2 separate regions of the Homo sapiens genome follow, and region 1 is linked to region 2. The links are chromatin loops, found by intact Hi-C in ENCODE. Cell type or tissue: ascending aorta. All regions are shown on one strand. Links, peaks and the distances in the headings refer to the core of each region. The heading gives the core; the rest is flanking DNA.

Region 1 (7,939 bases), core at 1,319-5,318, 76 kb after region 2:
GTATATAAACTGTGTATAAATGCTGTAGCTTCCTTTAAGAAGAAAAGCACATCTACCTTTTCTCTTCCCCCCAAAATAGCCTAGAACAAATACCTACCACATAGCAAGTGCTCAATAAATTGTGTGTGAATTCTTTCATGTTAATTCTGTTATTCAATCAGTCACCATGCTCCCTGAGAGTAGAGACCTGTTTTGTATCTCCTCCATTTGATTCTGGGTTAGACACAGGTAGGTAGGCATTCAATAACTGCTTGCTATCAAAGGGGATGATGACAATGTGAGGTCTCTGGGGACCTTACGATCTTGGCACAAAACAATGAGAATGTGTATTCTGTTCTTGCTACCCATCTCACCTGAACCCAGCTATTTCCTGGACAAAGAAGAAGAATCCAGGGACCACATAGAGAAGAAATTCCAGGGCATCTGATGTTAGTGCAGAGAGATACTCAAAATCATGGTATTATCTAAAACGCCTGGAAAAGAGTTTGCCCTCGCTGAAATGCTGGGTGAAAAGAATCAGAAAAGACACGCACTTGGGTGTGAATCCTAAGAACACAGAGAATACATCAAAATAAATACAAGTATATTCACTAATGAATTATTTACAACAGTGAAAAACTGGAAACCATCTAAATGCCCAACCGTAAGAATTAAGTATAATTTGGTATATTCATACACTTGAATATATTAAAGAACAGCACCTGGAAAATGTTCACTTTATGCCTAAGGCTCACTTTATACCTATATGCTGGAGGCTCTAACTTTCAGTCTCCATTTCTAAAGGGAAAGTATCTGTCTCAAAATAGTCTGTACAGTATGACTGCACTTTTGTGCAAACAACTGGAAGAACACAAGCCATAATGTTAATTTTACATCTGCACAGTGGGATTTGGGTGATTTTGTTGTTGTTGTTGTTGTCTCCCTTTGTGTTTTTCTATGTTTTCCAAGTATTCTGCTTTGAAAACATATTACTTTGTCAGCAGGCAAAAAAAAAAAAAAAAAGAGAGAGAGAGAGAGAGAAAGTCATTTTAAAAACAAACATATAAGAGCCAAATTCTCAACTCTCTAGGCATCTGACTGCTGAAAGTATCCTACTTCCAATATAATATGCAAGAATCCTAAGGTCCAGCCCCCTCCTCCCATTCCTTCCCCTCCCATAGCACCCAAGACAGAAAACAGATGAAACTAAGATCAAGGGCTGCTTTTTTCTTTTTTTTTTTTTTTGTTTTTTGAGACGGAGTTTTTGCTCTTGTTGCCCAGGCTGGAGTGCAATGGTGCAATCTCAGCTCACCGCAACCTCCGCCTCCCAGGTTCAAGCAGTTCTCCTGCCTCAGCCTCCTGAGTAGCTGGGATTACAGGCATGCACCACCACGCCTGGCTAATTTTGTATTTTTAGTAGAGATGGGGTTTCTCCATGTTGGTCAGGCTGGTCTCAAACTCCCAACCTCAGGTGATCCACCTGCCTCAGCCTCCCAAAGTGCTGGGATTACAGGTGTGAGCCACCATGCCCAGCCTATCAAGAGCTTCTTAAGGGAAAGATCCTGTCCTTTTGATCTTTGGTCTCCCACCTCAAAATTCTCAGCACCCTGTGAGGCATTAGGCGCTCAGTAAACAAGAAAGGGAAGGAAGAAGATGTAGTGAACTTACAAGGCATAGATACCACTACCGCAATGACATCCCCACCCAAGGTACCGCTCCACCCTATTCTAGGTCTGATCCCTTTCTCTCCTATCTCTGAGCATTGCACAGGCCTGTCAAGCAGCTCTTAGAATAAGAGTTCTGATTCTTTGCACCACAGCAAGTATTCCTCTTTTGCCTTTCCCCCTGCCCCTTTCCTTCCTCCCTCTTTTTAAAAGGTGATCTTGCCTTTCGGCTAGTACAATGTGCTGCACTGAACCAGCGTGCCAGTCAGTCTGTGGAGAATCAGAGAGAATGAATTTGAATAATAAAAGCCAGAACAAGGCGATACCTTGGAGAGAGACTTGGTGTAGTACCTTCAATTTAGAACCTCATTTCAGTGGCTAATGCAGTTGTTGGAGACATTAGCCTAATTTTTGCCAGGAGAGTCCAGCAACACAGCAGTACTAAACATGGGCACAGTGGACCCTGCTCATCTCAGAGACAAAGTGTGGAGAATGAAATTAGCAGCACTGCACTTCTGGTGCAGAGGAAAGCAAATTCTCACTCCCCTCCCCCAATTCATTACCAATCATCTTTAAAATGAAAAACACAGACATGTGTGTGGGAGTCAGCATAAGCATGAAGTTCAAGGGAAGCCAGGACCCTGAAGAAACTCCCAGGAGGCACTTATGGACCATGGGAAAGTTAATTTCAAAGGACATCCAATAAATGCTGCCCTACCACAGATCTTGTCATTGCCAAGCCCTATTTGCTGCAGGCCTGGGAAGGCTCCAGAACCTGCTGGCAGGTCAGTTTGTTGAGGCCAGAAATGGGAAGGAGAGCCCACAAAGGCCAAACTGGAAGAAAGAGGCTCAGCTCTAGACACATCTACACAGACTGGGGTGAGGGTTCCTACAACAAGTGCTTCCTATTGGCTAGGTTAAAAAGAAGCCACACCTGGTCTGGTCCAGATTTGTCCTAAGTCTCTCCCTGTGTGTCAGCCTCCATGCTGCAGGAGCCAAGCAGCTCAGGACCTTTCACTCTGCTGTAGCTGTGAGCCTTTAAAGACGGCAGCACGTGGCTCAGAGGTAGCAACAATAATTGTAGGTAACAGACTGGGCAGGGGCCTCCTGGCTCCTCCTAGACCACGCCAACAATGGGTCGAGCATGGGTGTCCCTGGCTAGCCAGGCTGAAGAAGGGACTCCTTTCTCTTGTTCTAACAGGCTGGTAGGCCAGAAGTCCTCTCTCTGTTCCTGCTGGTCTCTCACTGCCTCTGATTCCCCAAAGTCCCACTCTGCTCCCTACTCTGTTATTCAGGGTCCTTTTGTCTTGTCCAGAGATGGGTAAAAGGAAGACAAAGTTTAACCAAAGTCTTCACAGACAAGGATTTTCTAGAACCTAATGCCCCTTTTCCTCTCCTCTCCCCTAGCAGAGGGCAAAGGAAAACCCAACGTTACCAGTAACTCACTTTCAACAGTATCACAGCATCACCAGCACTAGCCTGGAGGCCTCAACGACCCTGACATATCAACATAATGACAGACACAAGGACACCTGTATATCCAGATCCTTGAGTGGGTTAGTAAGACTGCCAATCTTTTTGTTTGAATTGATTCCCAGGTAGGCTGTGGTTAAGGATTAAGACTTAAGGCCCAGGCACTCTGCTATGACCTCACTGTATTTAATGCAGCAGTAGGCACATGGCAAGTACCCAAACACCTCAGGACTTGAACTCTTCCTAAGGGTCTCTCTGTGAAGTCCCAGGAACGTGAGAGACTGTCCTCTTTTCCTGACAGATACTGAAGGCCAATCCTAGAGAAGAAGGAAGGGCTGCTTAGAGGAAAAGCGGAAGAAATGAGAGGCTAGGCAACCCAGACTCCACCCAAGAAGCACACGCAATGAGGGGAGCAGGGCAGGGATAGGGCGGCAGGACTCGCTCTCCGTACACACAGCCTGCCTGCCAAAATTTACTGGATGGCAGGAATCCTAGATCCGTGGGTGAGGATTGAGTCATGTTATGAATCTCCTTTTTCTAAGCAGCATGTGAAAAAACTCCTCCATCTCAGGAAGAGAAGGTGGGGAAGAGGGGGGCGATATGTGGGGAAGGTGGTGGTCGGCAACTGGAAGCCCAGATTTCATTCTAATGCCAGAACAGCCTCCTCAAATTACAAGGGGTCCATTCCAGAAGAAGCTAGGCAGGCCAAGGAGGCTGGACTGTGGCTTTGGATAGTCAAAATACCACTGACATGAAACTGTATCATCGCAGTGTTGATAATTTCCCTGGAAGAAGCAAATCCTCCCATAACTATAAATCAATCCCTCACTGCAATTGCAGAAATCTATCAAAAAAAAAATTCAGCTGTTACCAGAAATTCTAAATGCTTGGCACTAGAAGCATAATTAGGGGAGATTCTGAAAGGTGTCCTGAGGCAGGCCATACAAGAACAGAGTAGAAAGGAGTTATATACCCTTAGAAAGCTCATTTAGGGAATGGGCTGTGCATAATGCATGCAGGCCCGGGAGTGCAGACATTCCCTCCCGGCGGCCTGCTCAGAGGCAGGCTGTGAGCCGCGACACTGGCAGATGGCTGCCCCGGTAGCAATCGTGCACGCTCCAACGGCCGCCTCCTCCAGTCCACCCTTGAGCACAGGCTTATGTTCCCAAAAGGGGTGGAGAGCACCAGCAAACATTACCCCCAAAGAATAGTGGCTTTCCCTAGGGAAGGTAAACATTTCCATCAGAAGGCAGAAGCCGGCACAAGGCAATTTCTCTCTGTGCAGGGAAAAGGAGCCGCAAACATAAAGTTGCTCAGTCAAAAGAGACAGATGATCTCTGCAAGCGAAGCCGTGCCAAACTGTCTGTAAAGGATTTGCACATCCATCAGCATAAGTGGCTGTGTAGGGGAGGGGGACGCAGGAGTGGGGAAGGCCCACTCATGGTGCAGGATTCTCAGGACTCAGAAGCCCCAGGAGAGGAGAAGCCAGTTATTTTTCTGCTAGTGCTCTAGCCTGAGCAAAGGTATAGCAAAAGGCTTGATTTCCAGCAGATTCTCTCTGCTCTCTCAATCCTCCCAATCCATACTCAAGGTCTGTCCACTTCAAGCCTCTGCATTCACAAGGTTTTGGGGCCACTGGCTATTCAATCTTGAGCCAGCCACTTCTCCTTCCCACTGGCATCCTCCACCTTTTTAAAGTCACGTGTGACTAAAAGAGAAATGGCAGTTCACTAGTCTTATGCCTAAAATAACCTACAGAAAAATATGGTTTATGAACTATCCTGTAATATAATACACAATTCGGAGCCTAGCCATTTGTCACAGCATTGAGTAATCCACATACATCCCAAGGGTCTGACAATAAGATGTGTAAATCAACAGCAAAAAGCAGCATAGCTTAGCCATTGAGTTAAAATACAAAGAATGTTTTTTAGCATTGATTTTTTTTAACTTAGAAAATATGGGCTTCTGAGGGTAAATGCTTGTAAGGGAGTTGTGTGCTAGAATGAAAGACTCTATACTTTCCAGAACCCCCGATACCTGACTTCAAAGCAAAAATAAAAACTCCAAGACTCACATTCTTCCAATGATGATAATGGCTTTCTTCTACAAACCCTGCTATTAGCATGACAGGGATGGCCACATCAGTCATAAGAAAAGCACATGTACCTTTTACACTTAAGAAAAGCAAGCAAAATACCTGCTTTGTGCAAAAGCAAGCCACTTGGCAGGAAAGAAAATAATAAATTACTGCAAAGGCTTGAAATTATTTTTCTTTCTCTGGATGATCAAACAATGAGCGTAGGGGTAGGCATCACAATCCACAAACATACTGCCATAGTGATTGGTGCTTAGGTAGGATAAAACAGGCAGAATTTCATTTATATTCCAAAGAACAGAGACAAGTGCCCTGATCACTCAGCCCTGCAGAGAGTCCTAATGCCACATGAGTGGCCTCCTCCCCAGTTGCTGTATGGCCCCGCTGCAGGATCTGATCTGGGGTGTGTGTCTGCATTGCTATCTGACCAATTATCTGCCTAGAACAGACCTTGCCTGAGGATGCAGCAGGTGTGCAGGTGCTTAAGAGGCAGGTGTTGGGATCCCTGAGTAAGAGCCCTCCTTCTGACATGGGAGGCAAGACTGACTCAGGTGTTACCTGTTATGCTGGGGGCACAGCTATACCCTGGTGAGTTTCTCCTTTACTTAAAAAGATCACTTAGACATTATTCTATTTTAGCTTTTTATTTTGAAACAATTTTAGACTTACAGAAAAGTTGCAAAAAAAAGAAAAAAAAATACAGAGTTTCCCATATACTCTTCATCCAGATTTTCCTGCTATTAACGTCTTACAAAACTATAGGACAATTATCAAAACTAAGAAATTATACAACAGTAGTAACTAAACTATAGACTCTACTTGGATTTCACCAGTTTTTCCACTAATGTTTTTCTCTCTTGCACAGTCTAATCCAGGATATCACACTGTATTTGGTCGTCAGGTCTCCTTTGTCTCCTCCAATCTGTGACAGTTCCTCAGTCTTTGTCTTTCATCACCTGGACATACTTGAAAAGTGCTGGTAGTTATTCTGCAGACTGTACCTCAATTTGGGTTCATCTGATGTCCACTGATTTTTAATACAACAGAAAAAACAACAGCTAACATTTACTGAGCTATTACTATGCACCTGGCATCACAGTAAACATTTCATGTTTACCTTATTTACTATTTAAAATAACCCTCTGAAGTAGGCATTATTACTACCCCTATTTTACAGAGAGGGATAGTTCATTAATCTTTACTGTAATTAAGTAACTTGCCCAGCTACTAGCTATAAAAGACAGAGCAGAGGTGTGAACCCAGGTAGACTGACTCTAAAACACTATACTACATGCTATATTCAAGGCACGGCAGCAACAATCAAATGCCAAAATACAATCTGGGCTCAGCTCTTGGCCATTCCCTCTCCGAAGAATGTGTCTCATTGAAGAAAGGGCATTATAGGCTTTATCTTTCTTCCAAAGACGACGAAATACTCCACTTGAATTTCTGCCCATAGAACCAGAAGATTTTTTTTCTCTTGACAAGAAGCACCTTCCTGGATTAAGGGTAAAGAAAAGGCCATTGTTCTCCTGAGACCTCACTCTGGACTGGTGCCAGATGGAGGGAAAAATAGATGAGCATGTAGGTGTGCTCAATTCAAGAGAGTTCTATTCCGAAGCCTTTTCAAGCCTATGGAAACACGGAGGTCACAAAAAGGGGAAAAAGCTCCTGGGATTGCTTTTTTTCCCATGTTATGCCCAGAAATATCCAATGATGGGCAACACAAACGGACACCTTGTCGTTAGTATTAGGATCTTTGGGAAAGTTGAGGTACAAACTATTCATGTGGCACATGGTGTGTGTGTCAAGGGACAGGGCTGTGGGAGGCAGGCTGGGAAGAATTCCAGCTGCACTCCAGGATTTGTTTTTAATGCTTATGACTTTAGATCACTCAGTTCCACAGACTTGATTTTTCCCAAATCCCCTCTCTGGCAACGCTAATGTGTTTTTCCTCTAGTTCTGACTGATCAGCGAAATACGTGGCTGGAAGAATAGGCTGGGAAATCATTTCTTTGATGCTAGCAGAATTGAGAAAATATTCCCCCAGCTACAGACCTCTCCATCTATTCATCCCTGCCACCTGCCAGTCAGCTGCAGGTAGAGGCAGCTAGGAAGGTAAGGTGGCAGGGAGGGCAGGATGTGAAGGAGGGGAAAAGGGAAAAGAACTGAGAGCATGAAAACAAGGAAAAGAAAAAAAAAAAAGAGTATTGTGTTCAAACGGCCACTTTAGAACCAAGACTTTCATTGATATGCATCAGCAGTGTCAGATGAAGCCAGCAAATAGGTGAAAAATGCTCAGCCTTCCTTAGAACTTTTCTTCTGCTCTTCACCCCACAAAGTACATCCCTTAACTTCAAAACTAAGATGGACTCCTGTAAATGAAACACTTTATCTGGGTGCCTCCATTACTGCCAGCTTTGTAAAAGAGCCCTCTCCTTTGAAATCTACTGTTCTATACCTAACTCCAAAGTATCCTCAGCTAGATACTTTGATCAAATACTGGAAGCTAAAATGCTAACCATCTTTAGGGAACAATTCCTCCAGCCTCTACATCTACAATTTAACCCAGTGGGAATCTAAAGCCAGCTAACAGCCCTCAAATCACACTGCACACAGGGCTGCTTACTCTGCTGTGTTTAGGGACATAAGAATTAATCCCTAAGATCCAACTTAGAAACCCAAACAGGGCAGCTTGATAATTCTGTGTCTGCTTGAATAATTT
Region 2 (7,939 bases), core at 1,893-5,892:
GTTTACAGAGAACAAGGGCACTGTCGTGCATGGTGCATGGGAGGACATTGAGGATCTGTGTCTTGACAAGGATCTCAAACAAGCCTTTGATTATGATTACACAGCCTCCTGGGCCACTGTTGCCCCTAGTCTGGATTACTGCAATAGCCTCCTATCTGGTCTCTGCTTCTACCAAGCCCCCCACCTGCAGTCTAATTCTCAACACAGTAGCTGGAGGAATCCTTTTAAAAGTAAGTCAGATCACATCATTCTTCTGCTCAATATCCTTCAATAATATGCAAGTTCACTCTTTTCCATGGCCTACAGGCCCTCTATATTCTTCCTCCCATTATCTCTCTGAGCTGTATGTACTTCTTCTCTGCCTGCTCTCAGCTCCAGCTGATTCAAACACACTAGGCATGTTCCCACCACCGGGCTTCCACACTTGCTCTTCCTCCAGCCAGAGATGCCCCTTCTCAATGCTGCCAGTTCCTATCTCGCCATAGTTTCTATTTTTCTACAGTATTTATTACCTACAAACATATTACATATAATTACTTCTTTCTTATGCTTGTCTATCTGCTTCTGCTAGAAGGTTAAGCCCTAATTTTGTTCATAGACGTATCTCAAGTGCCTGGAACAGTGCCTGGGAGTTAGTAGACACTTGATTTATTTATTGAATAAATCAATGGCTTTTATTGGCTCCTTGTTAGCTCCACCTTTTGAGCTTAATTCAAAAGGTACCAGTTGCCTTTGAGAAACAGAGTGGCCAAAAGTTTTAGAGCACAGAGTTTAGGGTCAGACAGACCTTGCTGCAAATTCCAGCTCTACCACTCACTAGGCTGGATGATCTTGAGCAATTACATAATCTCTCTGTGCCTCATTTTCCTCGGTTATAAAATGGGATTAATAGTGGTACCTACTCATAGGGCAGCCACGGAAGTCAATGAATTAATGCATACAGAGCACTTGAAGCAGTGCCTGGTATATGACAACACTCAACAAATATTAGTTATTATAAGTCTGATCAGTTACTTCCCTGCTTCAAACTCTCTAGTGGTTCTTAGGATCAAGGCTAAAATCATAAAGAGCATGATATCTCCAACCTCACCTCTCCAGCCCCCGAACCTTCCCACTTCATCTATGCTCCCCTCCAGGCCGCTGTGCTCCAGTCACTCCAATCTTTTCCAGGCCCTCAATCTCCCCAAGCTTGTCCCTGCCCTAGAATCTCTGCACATGTTGTTTCCTCTAGCTGGAATGCTCTAATCTAAGGATTGGCAAACTTTTTCTAAAGGGCCTGGTAGTAAATATTTTTGACTTTGTGAGCCATATGGTCTCTGTCACAACTACTCAATTCTGCCATTGTGGCATAAAAACAGCAATAAACAATGCATGAACAAATAGGGGTTGCTGTGCCCCAATAAAATTTTATTTAGGAAAGGAGGTGTTGGGCCAGATTTGACCTATGGGCAGTAGTTTGCCATCCCCTGCTCTAGTCCCCCCTCTTCACCCAGCCAACCCCAATCATCCTATAACGCTTGGCCTAAATGTCACATCCTCTGAGAAGCCTCCCTTATTGTCCATGACTAGGCTCTAAGTTCTCCAGTTACATATTCTTACATCACCCTCTGGAGCCCTCATTACAATCTTAAATTATCTCATTATTTAATTAATTTGTTCAATTGTTCATTATTCAATTACTTCCTCTTCCAGGCTATAAGCTGCATAACTAGGACTATGTCTATTTTATCTCTGTGGTACCCTCAGAGGTACTAAAGAAGGTACCACTCCACATGAAAAAGAGGTTGGCTGGCCAGGCATGGTGGCTCAAGCCTGTAATCCCAGCACTTTGGGAGGACAAGGTGGGTGGATCACTTGAGGTTAGGAGTTCAAGACCAGCCTGGCCAACATAGTGAAACCCTATCTCTATCAAAAATACAAAAAATTAGCTGGGCGTGGTGGTGCACACCTGTAATCCCTGTTGCTCGGAAGGCTGAGGCAGGAGAATAGCTTGAACCCAGGAGGTGGAGGTTGCAGTGAGCCGAGATCGCGCCACTGCACTCCAGGCTGGGTGACCGAGTGAGACTCTGACTCAGACAAAAAAAGAAAAAGAAGTTGGCTCTGGCCTCTAAGACTGTATCTTACTACAAAAGATAACAAGACTAGATTAAAAATAGTCTGTGCTCTGGGAGAGAAGTAAAGATGTTGATGCTATTTTCTTAGGGCTTAGGGAAGGGGGATTTATTTTTGGAGCTGTTAAAAGTCTGACTTATGGACGAAGAAATACAGTACCTGATGGACATAATATTCAAGATCAAAGAGCGCAGCAATCTTCTCTTCCAAACTGGAGCTGGAACTATTGAACTTGTTGATCAGCCGTACCATGATCTGCATGTCAGTCTCAATGACAACATTCAGCTCATCAAAGTCTTTCTTCAGTTCCTCAATGGGGCGGAAGAGCCGCTTTACCTCAGCCTGCCTTGCCTAAGGAGAGCAGCAAAGAGGTGATTAAATTGGTTGGAGACATCTGCCCAAGATGTCTGTGGTCTACCATGGATGCCCATCCTCAAAAAACTGCTGCTCCAAGACTCACAGTCTTCTCTCATCTATGCTATCAAAAATACTAATACTTTCTAAGATGCCCAGAGAAGACAGCCCTCAAAGTCTGCCTATATAGGCCTCAGCTCTAAAAACACACTCAAGATGTTCCAAGATTCGCTTATTCAAGTCCGATTTCCAATATTCAGGAAGAATAGAAAGGCTTTTTGTCACAACCACTGAGTTAAGGGGAAGTAATGCAAGTTCATCTTCAACCTCAAACCACATATGAAACAGCTGAGACCTAAGGTAGAATAACCCACACCCTACTTCTCCACTTCTCACAATCATAGACTATCTTGGCCTTGCCCTACCCAATCCAACAACATTTTAGGGAAACTTGGACATAGAAAACTATGGGTAAGAGCTGTCACAGCAGGAGCAATTTGCTGATGAAAATTAAATCACTGTCATTACTGTCAATCTAACCACAGGTGTACAATTTGTTCAACTGTTTGAAATGGCTAAATTACTATATGTACTATACTCAAATCTCGAACAATTTTCTCTGAATCCTTCCCCACTCCACTCACATATAAAAACTTTAAAAATGAAGTTACATTAGAGGTGAATAAAAGACTTTAATTAAATATTTTATACATGTGACACTGTTTTCTTCCCAATTTGAGAAGATAGTGCCTATAAAGAGAGTCTGAAAAGTCACAGTGGCTTATGTATCTGTCTTCCAAGAAAAACTAAAAGGCACAGATATTTATAAAAAGCCGGATGATGAACAGCTGTCAGCTCCAAATTGCTCATCTATTACCTATGGGTTTTTCTCCCCAGTTACAAGCACTCCATAGAAACACCAACCAAAGAAATGAATCAGCCTCTCTTAAAAAAGACCAAGCTCCTAGCGGAGCAATCACATCCATGGGGCGCCACATCCTGATTCTCTGGGCTAAAATAATATGAGATACTCTCCCTGCACCCAGCTAGAGGTCTCTGGATGGCTGCCAAAGCCAAGCAAAGAGGTCTGGGAAGGCTGAGTCACTTTCTAGAACTGTGAGATGATAGGCAAGTGAGCACAATAAGAAACTAGTGACATCTGTCTCACAAAAACGATGTGTGCCTGGCTCTCAAGAAGGCCTCAAAAAAAAAAAAAGGTTTTGGCCGGGCACAGTGGCTCACACCTGTAATCCCAGCACTTTGGTAGGCCGAGGCAGGCAGATCACGAGGTCAGGAGTTCAAGACCAGCCTGACCAATATGGTGAAACCCCATCTCTACTAAAAATACAAAAATTAGCCGGGCATGGTGGCTCACACCTGTAGTCCCAGCTACTCGGGAGGCTGAGGCAGGAGAATCGCTTGAACCCAGAAGGCAGAGGTTGCAGTGAGCGGAGATCGTGCCACTGCACTCCAGCCTAAGCGACAGAGCGAGACTCCATCACAAAACAAAACAAAACAAAACAAAACAAAACAAAACAAAACAAAACAAAACTTTTACTTTGAAATAATTATAAATTCCCAAGAAATAACAAAAAATAGTACAGAGAGTGTCATGTACCCTTCATCCAGCTTCCCTCAATGTTAACATTTTACATAAGGATATTACATAAGGATACAATGTCAAAATCAAGAAAAGGACACAGGTACCATACTGTTAACTAGACTAAACACCTTGTTTGGATTTCACCAGTTTTTACATATACTCACTTACATGTATGTGTGTATGTGTATCATTCTATGTAATTTTACCTGAGATGTAGACTTGTGTAACTACCAGAACAATCATGCTAGAGAACTGTCCCACCATGATCACATAATCTACTATGTACTACTCCTTTACAGTTATACTTTATCCTCCCATGCTACTCTCTTACATCCCTGTGCCCTGGTTGTCACTAATTTATTCTCCATGTTTATAATTCTGGCATTTAAAAAATGTTATATACACAGTGGTTCATGCCTGTAATCCTAGAAGTTTGGGAGGCCAAGGCAGGTGGACAACTTGAGCTCAGGAGTTCCAGACCAGTCTGGGCAATATAGTGAGACTCTCTGTATTTATATTTTTTAAATTCTATTTTTTTAAACAGAGAACTGGCCAGCAAAGATGAAAGCGCAGCAAATAAATGAAAGGTGGTAACTTTGGCAATGAAATTTGAATTGAATGTACATGGAGTTATAGAAGAAATGGCTGACTGTGGGAATGTTAACACTGCCACTGTTGATGAGCTCTAGATGTGCAGACAGAGGGACTCAGCAAAGGCAAACTTACAGACACAAATTAGGAAAGTGATAAAAAGGATGAAATGACACTGGCAAAAAACTTCACATTACAGGAACTCTCTGAGAAATTTCACAACATTGAAAGTACGAAGGGTGAAATGTTGGAGGCTCATCCATACTTAGAAAGATGTATGATAATTAGCCAAGAGAGAAAAGATGCTTGCTCTATGTCATAATTTTTTTGGAGTCAGGGTCTCGCTCTATTGCTCACGTTGAAGTGCAGTGGTACAATCACAGCTCGCTGCAGTCTCACCCTCCTGGACTCAAGTGATCCTTCCACCCCAGCGTGAGTAGTTAGGACTACAGGCACAAGTCACCACGCCTGGCTAAAATTTTTAGTTTTTTGTAGACATGGGGTTTCGCCATGTTGCCCAGGCTGGTCTTGAACTCCTGGCTCAAGCGATCCACCCACCTCAGCCTCCCAAAGTGCTGAGATTACAGATGTGGGCCACCATACCCAGCCAAGTTTTTAGTTTTCTGTAAAAACTAAAAATTTTAGCCAGGCATGGTGATGTGTGCCCATAGTCCTAACTACTCAGGCTGAGGTGGGAGGATCACTTGAGTCCAGGAGGGTGAGACTGCAGTGAGCTGTGATCGTACCACTTCAACCTGAGCAATAGAGTGAGACTCTGACTCCAAAAAAATTGTGACACAGAGCAAGCATCTTTTCTCTCTTGGCTAATTATCATACTTCTTTCTAACGAGATTAGGTTATAATTAGATTATAATCTCAGCACTTTGGGAAGCTGAGGTGGGTGGATCGCTTGAGCCAGGAGTTCGAGAACAGCCTAGGCAACATGGCAAAACCCTGTGTCTACAAAAAACACAAAAATTATTTGAATTTTTTGGCCAGGCGCAGTGGCTCACGCCTGTAATCTCAGCACTTTGGAAGGTCAAGGCAGGTGGATCACCTGAGGCCAGGAGTTCAAAACCAGCCTGGCCAACTAGAGAAGGTGAAATTAGAGAGAAGATGAAACCCCTTCTCTGCTAAAAATACAAAAATGACCAGGCATGGTGACACATGCCTGTAACTTGGGAGGCTGGGGCAGGAGAATCACTTGAACCTGGGAGGTGGAGGCTGCAGTGAGCCAAGATCATACCACTGTACTCCCGTGTGGGCGACAGAGCAAGACTCTGTCTCAAAAAAAAAAATGTATTTTTTGGTGTGGCATGGTGGCACACACCTGTAGTCCCAGCTACCCGGGAGGCTGAGGTGGGAGGATCACTTGAGCTGTAATCCTGCCACTGCACTCCAGCCTGGGTGACAGAGACCCTGTCAAAAAAAAAAAAGCAAGAAAGAAAAAAAAAAGAATTCTTTTTTTTGGGGGGTAGAAAAAAACTATTTTTTGTAGAAAACATAGACCATTTCCGGGCTATGTTGCCCAGGCTAGTCTCAAACTCCTAGAATCAAGCGATCCTCCCAAAGTGCTAGGATTGCAGGTGTGAGCCATTGTGCCCGGCATAATTCTAAATGTTTCTAATGTTTTAAATTACAGTGTGCTAAATAAATATTACTATTGCTTTTTCATTTCTATATATACTTATAACCAATAGCAATGTAGTTGCTTTAATGTCTGGCAAAACATTTCAAGGATCATGGAACAATCATAATTTTTCCCTTGATTATGTTAAGATTGTTTTGCATAGTTTCAGTGTGCACATTTTCACAATTCCACATAACATAAAATGAGGACTGCTGGTATATGATATGCAAATATTTCCTTCCAGTAGTTTATCTTCTGATCATCTTAACAGGGTATTTGACAAAACAAAACTTTTTAATTTTGGTGAAGTCCAATTTATCAATTTTTTTCTTTTATAAATCTTACATTTGGTGCCATGTCATAAGAACTCTTTACCTGGTCCTAGTTCCCAAAGATGTTCTATGTTTCATTCTAGAAGATTTTTTTTTTCTTTTTAGTTTCACATTTTACATTTAAATCTATGATCTATTTTGAATTAATTTTTTTTAAGGTATGAGGTTTAAGTGACAGCTCATTTTTTGCTTATGGATGCCCACTATTTGCTGAAAAGACTATTTGTCTTCCATTGAACTACTTTTGCACCTGTCAAAAATCAGTCAGTTGTATTAGTGTGGGTCTATTTCTAGGTTCTCTACTCTGTTCCATTGATCTATGATTCTTTCTCTCCACCAATACCACATTGTCTTGATTACTATAGCTACAGAGTAAGCCTTAAAATCAGGTGGTGTGTTTTCTTCCACTTATTCTTCTTTTTAAAATTCTAGCTATTCTAGTTCCTTCAACTTTCCATACAAACTTTAGAATAAGCTCATCTACAAAAAAATCCTGCTGAAATTTTGATAGGAATTGCACTAAACTTATACATTCAGAGAGAGTTAACATTTTTACTATGTTGAATGTTTCAATCCATGGACACAGTGTGTCACTCCATTTAATTAAGTCTTCTTTGATTTAACTCCATCATCATCTTTCACCCAACTTTTATACTTTTGAGCATATAGATCTTATATCTGTCTTGTTAGATTTATTCCTAAATATTTCATTTTTAGGGGAGCAACTGTAAATGGTACATATGTTTTTAATTTCAATTTCCAAATATTCTTTGTTAGTATATAGAAATACAATTGATTTGCATTGTCTGTATATCTTGTGACATTGCTGAACTCACTTATTAATTCTAGAAGACTTTTTTTTGGAGGCTCTTTGGGAGTTATACATGGACAACTGTGTCATCTGGAAAATGAGATAGTTTTATTTTTTCCTTGCCTTGCCTTACTGCATTGGCTATGACTGTGTTGAATGAGTGGTAAGAGTGAACATCCTTGGCTTGTTTCTGACCTCAGTGGCAAAGTATTCAGTCTTTCACTGTTAAGTATAATATTCCATGCAGACTTTTTGTAAATGCTTGTTATCAAGTAAGGTTTCTATTCCTAGATTTCTGAGTTATCATGAATGGGTACTGAATATGGTCAAATGCTCTTTGTGTATTAACTGACATAAGATGATGTGATTTTTCTTCTTTAGCCTACTGATATGTTGGGTTATACTGATTATTTTTTGTACACTGAACCAGCCTTGCATTCTGGTAATAAACTCCATGTGATTATATATAATGCATAATTCTTTTTACATATTGCTGGATTTGATTG

Evidence for each region. Hi-C counts contacts between places; a loop is a spot of excess contacts. Peaks named below come from ENCODE experiments on the same cell type or tissue, not always from the same donor. Only the 100,000 strongest peaks of a DNase experiment are listed, where the experiment ranks them.
Region 1: a loop joins it to region 2, with 2.5 times the contacts of the local background. A loop is called at or near these places in 1 of 110 quality-filtered maps.

What each region holds. Positions count from the first base shown.
Region 1 is chr5:139,101,500-139,109,438 of GRCh38, forward strand. The region is part of intron 3 of SIL1 (SIL1 nucleotide exchange factor); the gene reads right to left. Among named protein-coding and RNA genes, the nearest start is that of SIL1, 93 kb to the right of the region's middle. In ascending aorta, for the core only: no CTCF peak of the experiment used is centred there; a DNase peak (open chromatin) is centred at 3,552; H3K4me3 peaks cover 842 bases; H3K27ac peaks cover 3,618 bases.
Region 2 is chr5:139,024,530-139,032,468 of GRCh38, forward strand. It overlaps SIL1 (SIL1 nucleotide exchange factor), which reads right to left. Exons shown (of 10, transcript NM_022464.5): 6 at 2,272-2,463. Among named protein-coding and RNA genes, the nearest start is that of LRRTM2, 150 kb to the left of the region's middle. In ascending aorta, for the core only: no CTCF peak of the experiment used is centred there; a DNase peak (open chromatin) is centred at 3,462; H3K27ac peaks cover 3,908 bases.